2 separate regions of the Mus musculus genome follow, and region 2 is linked to region 1. The links are chromatin contacts, found by Hi-C or POLR2A ChIA-PET in ENCODE. All regions are on one chromosome and are shown on one strand. The core of a region is the stretch at or near the end of the contact, and the rest is flanking DNA. Distances in the headings are between cores, read along the strand shown.

Region 1 (2,857 bases), core at 245-2,744:
GGTGGCTTTCCCCTCCTTTGAGTGCAATCGCCAGTGACTCTTGCATTCAAAGTCTTGCTGTAGGCACACATTCAAAGCACAGTTCAAAGCAGTTTATCTTAATATGAGTAAAAGTCTAGTGTTGGATCAGGGTATTATTTGTTTCAGGTCTCTTCAGACTGAAAACAGGGGACTATGACATATTTGACAGTATTAAAGCAGAAAAACTGATAAGAGGCAGCTGTTTGGCCCTCTTCAAACCTCCACCTTTTCCTTTATACTGGAGTCTATAGGCTGTGAGACTGGGCATCTCTCTGTGCTCTCGGGTTCTTAAATACTTTCACTATTTAAAATAATGGGGGGGGGTCTCCTAGTATTTTAAGAAATTAAGCCTTAACTGTTGAGGCAAAACAGTTTCTTCCTTTTCCTATAAATACAGAGCATCCTCAAATTTGGCTGTCTTTATTTACTTCTATATTAGTTCCAATTATGTGCAGTGTAAACCAGCTTTTTGATTAACAAAACAGCAGAGCATTGGTTAAGAACACTTAAACTTCAAAAAAAAATCCCCTGGGAAGTGGGCTCTGAATTGGTTAATAATGTGCAGTACTTGCTAAATTGCTGACTTCCAGATGTGGAAAATATCTTTCTTGTTTAGGACCTATGTAACCTGATTGGATTACGACAGAAGCGTCACGTTGGAAGCTTTTTGAGTGATTATTTAATTAACCATACAGTAGAAAGCTGTATTCTCCAGGAAATCCCTTCCATATTTGCATAACCAATCCCTTCAGAGCAAAGGTGGAGTCTTTTCTTTTTAATTTTAGTTTAATTGCAATATCAAAAATATGCACTTCAAAACTTAGACCCCACACAGTTTAGTGTCACCCTCTTCTTTCTTTCGTCCTAAGTTCCTCTGACCTTTCTCCTTCTTCCTCCTGCCCCTGTCCCCTCACTTTGTAATGTGGTCTGCATGAGGTGTAGAGGGGTCCAGAGATTGGCCAGCATAGTACAGCTCTATGTTAACCTAGAGACCCTTTATTAAAATGCCAAACTTTTAATATAGGGATCCAATCCAGAAAATCTCCCCCCCACACACACACACACATACACACATACACTGCACACTGAGATCCTAAGATGCAGTGTACAAGTAGCATTTCCCTCCCCTAGCTCTGGCATCTTTAAAAAAAAAAATGTAATAAGAGAAAGGGCAAGAATTTAGTTCCAAAAACGGTGCTTGAGGTATCCATACAACTTGACGTGCACCTCAAACCTAGTCACCAGAGATATCTGTATAAGACAAGAGATCTGCATGGAAGACCCGAGAGCTTTCCCTTTAACTTTCGCCCCTTGGAGTTCTCCAGTTCTGTGAATGGTGTGCACCGTTTTCCGCCCAGTACTCTGCAGGATTTAGTGATGAGGATAATGATGCCAAAGGCTTGCTTGACGGGGGGGGGGGGGGGGGGGGGGGGCGTGGAGAAGGGAGGGAGGGAGAGAGGAAGGGAGGGAGGTGGAATTTCATTTCTTCCACTAAAGCGTTTGCGGAGACTTCAAGGTATAATCTATCCCAGATCCTTTCCCAGAGAGAAACTTGGCGATCACGTTTTCACATGATGCTCACGCTCAGGGCGCTTCAATTATCCCTCCCCACAAAGATAGGTGGCGCGTGTTTCAGGGTCTCTCTTCTCTCCCCTACAGAAAAGAAAAAGAAAAAAATGTCATTAGAAGAGGCGTAACACGTCAGTCCGTCCCCAGGTTTGTGTTTCCTGGAGTGGCCGAAAAGAGATCAGTTCTAACCTGCTCGGCAGGAATAACGGTCCTGCCTCCAGACACTCTTGGCGAGGTTTTGTTCAGTTTGCTCCGGGAGCTGTTTCTTCGCCTCCACCTTTTTCTCCCCCACACTTCGCGGCTTCTTCATGCTTTTTCTTCTCACCATTTCTGGCCAAAACTACAAACAAGACTTCACAGGTAGGTTTCCCACCCCCCCCTTCTTTTCCTCCTCTTTTTATCCTTTTTTGGTGCTCTTGCCCCCCACCCTCCCTCTCTAATTTTCTCATTTTGAGTGGGAATGTTAGTCTGAAGTGAGCCGGGTGTCTCTGGACAGGAATTTCAGGTGGTTTTAGCTCTTTGGTGGCAGGCTTTCTTTTCCCAAGAGTGGCTTCTTTGCTTTCTCATGCCTTCCCTTACTCTCTCTTTCCTTTCCTCTCCCTTTTTCCCCTTCCCCCAGTAATTCGCCCTGTACCTGTCCATTCAGGTAACCAAAGGTGTTTTTTGCTACATAGTCTAGGAAAAGTTTTGTTGAGAACTGAATGGCTGGGGTAAAAAACTCATCAAGTGGAGAGTTTCTACTGCTTTGTTCTCACACCGACTTTCAATTCATTATATCAAGCAATTAAAACTTGGCAAATACCTGTTAATAATTATAAAACTTATTCGAGAAAGACCTACCAAATTCGGGAGCAAGTCCTTCTCTTAGATCTGGCAGACTAGTCTAACCTTTCCCACCGGAGAAGGCTGTTTTCTAAGCAGAAACTTGACTGTTTTTGTCTGCCTAGCGAGTTTCATTTCTTTATTTCATTCTTTGTGTGTGTGTGTGTGTGTGTGTGTGTGTGAAGTAACACCTCACTTCTGTGATTATAAATAAAGAAGTGAAAGTTCTCTTGGAACTTGAGTCGTTTACCAAAGTGTATGGGAGAGGGGGGGTCGCAACAGCTGGGAAGAAAACTGCTGTCAGGATAATAGGGTTAAAATTAGGGTAACTTTTGATATTTTATTTTAAATGACCAAGTAATATACACATCGATTTTTCATGGAACTCCTCTCTCTCTCTCTCTCTCTCTCTCTCTCTCTCTCTCTCTCTCTCTCTCTCACACAC
Region 2 (2,721 bases), core at 145-2,644, 68 kb before region 1:
AACTGCCATGGACCAAATCTGAGTAACCCCTACTGAGTAGGACCCAAACCTGGGGGCTTGTTCTGTCCTCACTTGCATACCATGGCCTTGTGCAAAGCTGTTCCAGCAACCCACAAGGACTTGGCATGAATTTCTCAGTGTGTCACCATGGCTAGAGCTAAGCAAGAGCCAAAAATGAATTAGGTAAAGACAGGAGGCTCCAGGCACAAATTCAGCAGGTAAATTTATTTGCAAATTACTCTTTTTTTTTAAGATTTCTCATAGGAGATTCTATTTAGACATTGGGAACAAAAATTTTTGGTTCTTAAAGCAATATCTGGTTTCAATAGTTGGTCCAAGGCCAATTAGGCAAAAAATATCTAATAAGAGAACCCTTTTTAAGTTTTTGTGCATTTATGATGGGTTTACTGGTTTCAATGATGGCAATGTTATTGTTAAGACTGAGCTGGGTTAAGACATTTTATTTTCCTGGAGACTTCTCTACCATTAAATTGACTCACCCTACCCCTTATGCCCGAATACACAAGTGTCCTTCTTGCCCACTGAATTAATTTGAGTGAAAGCCTTCTGCAAAAGCCATCTTTTGGGATCTAGAACCTCCTCTGTGAGCACTTGTTAACACAAGACATTATACTGATGTGTAAGTTCATCAGAAATTTGACACTAGATCATAGCTTTACTATTTTGGGAGACTGACAAAGTACTAATGGACTTCTAATGGCTAAAGCAGTTCTGTAGTTTCCTGCAGTACCTCAAATACCTCACATACATACCTCAAAAATCACACACAAAAAAATTTTTCTGAAGAAAATGAGGTATATAGTGTATTCTAATATGGAATATAAAAATCTGCCATTAGAGATAGGAAGTGTGTCACAGTGGGACTTGGAACTTTGTGAGAAAATAGGCAAGAGCAGCCATTGAATCTCCTCAAAGCTTAAAACCCAGTCTGTACTCCAAAAGTTAAAAGAAGAAGAAAAGAAAGAAATTCTATTCTTGTTCTTGGGAAGTTCAATTGTATCGCATACCTTATGACACACTCAAAAAGGAACTAAGACAAAACCCATTCCAGGACATTTCCTCTCAAAGAATGCAAATAAGGTGTGTCACATATTTTCATGAATAAAATAAACTCGATAATATCTAATAGCACATTACACTATTCAATGTGCCTAAATTACAGTTGTACTCAGAAATGAGAAAATCCCTGGAATGGCACCAGGATTGCTTTTTAATTGTCCATTAGAAAAGGCAAGAAATAAAATCCCCTGCAACGATTTCCTTTTGAGATCATTCACCTTATTTTTAAAACGGGGAGTCAAACAACACACTGTGAGGCTGAGGAACACAAGCAGGCAGCTGTCTGCTCTCCTCGGCTCAGACACAGCAGCTACAGCAAACCCACAGTGCCAGCTTGAGACAGGCTGGGCAACTAGCACCGCACACAACAAAATCTTTACTTTCCCATATCGAAGGAGCCCACAGAGAACATGTCTCTTTCCACCTTTTCTTCTGGATCGAGGCCTTCCTATTTAGGGATGTTCCTCGATTGTGTGACATGTTCCCAAGCCCCTGAAAAACAATGACAATTTTATTTTCACATTAAAATTCCTCTCCCGGGGCCATATTCCATGAATGAATGGCTTGTAAGACACACCGCTAATAATAAAATCCACCAACTGTGCCAACACAAGTGCAGGCAAAGCACGGGAAAGCCGAGGCTGGCCAGAGAGTTTCTCTCGTACCTACGGTGGCTGATGCCTTCCAAGAAAGCTGTGGAGTCGCCTGCTTATTTATGTGCATACACGCCAGGAAGGTATTACTTTTTAAAAAGTGAAAATAAATAGCTCCTGCAACCCCTTCCTTGTCTTGAAGCTACTATTTCTATTAGAAAATAAACTTGTAAACTCCATCTGTTAGGATGCTGGAAAATCAGACCATCCCCGCAGAGCATACCAATGTGCGTTGAAGGATCAATCTTTACACCAACAAAGGAAGAAACTGGAACTGAGAAGGTAATTCCCATTCAAACGCAATGCCACAGTGAAATGCTGCAGAAAAATCAGATTCATCAAGAGTGATTGCACATGTCACAAACTCAACTCATCTGACCTCCCCAGCACTTGTGCCCTGTGTTGCTGTCACTAAATTGTCTGGATTCTAGAGTGGATGCTGCCTGTAGCTCTGTCACCCAGTGGATCAGCCAAGACCTTGTTGCTTTGTTTTGTTTTGTTGTTTGTTGTTTGTTTTGTATTTTCACTTTTAAATCTCAGGCGAGTCTTTCCTCTGCCAAAAACCACAAGCCTGCGACCAACAAGAGGCTTTTAGTTCATCTACTCACCAGTTTAATAAGAAAGCAGTTTAGCTAACTGAGAAAGAGCTACGTAATTTATCTTATTCCCTCTACCATTTGTTTGACAATATACAAGCTTCTCCCACTCACTCTTCTTTACATCCTTCTTCATTTAGCAAATACTTATTGAGCACCTACTGTGTTCAAAGCACTTGGTTGGTACAGAGTTTGCAGCACCAGATAAGACAAAGGAAGAAGTCTCCTCCTCTAGCCTGAATTCTCATGGTGATGTGGAGACAGAAATAAAACAAACAGATGCTTCACATTCTAAACTTCAAAAGCATTATTGAAGAAGATGCAACTTGGGAAAAAGAAATAAAGATGGATTTGGGGAAATTTTACTTTGTCTGAAGACAATGTCCTGTTTC

Evidence for each region. Hi-C counts contacts between places; a loop is a spot of excess contacts on that map. ChIA-PET counts read pairs that join two places held with the same protein, here RNA polymerase II (POLR2A).
Region 2: a loop to region 1 is called in a map of left cerebral cortex, with 2.2 times the contacts of the local background. The contact joins the enhancer-like site here to the promoter of Zeb2 in region 1. A Hi-C loop is called at or near these places in 3 of 37 maps with a recorded cell type or tissue (heart and left cerebral cortex). POLR2A ChIA-PET finds 5 or more read pairs at or near these places in 1 of 5 experiments (embryonic stem cell).

What each region holds. Positions count from the first base shown.
Region 1 is chr2:45,111,916-45,114,772 of GRCm38, reverse strand. Zeb2 (zinc finger E-box binding homeobox 2) reads left to right here and starts at 1,494. Exons shown (of 10, transcript NM_015753.4): 1 at 1,494-1,950. Zeb2os (zinc finger E-box binding homeobox 2, opposite strand) reads right to left here. Exons shown (of 3, transcript NR_110572.1): 2 at 1,780-1,930; 3 at 686-1,674.
Region 2 is chr2:45,180,433-45,183,153 of GRCm38, reverse strand. No RefSeq gene overlaps it. Among named protein-coding and RNA genes, the nearest start is that of Gm28643, 49 kb to the right of the region's middle. Within about 2 kb of position 1,394, at least 1 of the 3 ENCODE cell types and tissues checked has a DNase peak (open chromatin) inside an H3K27ac peak, as active enhancers do.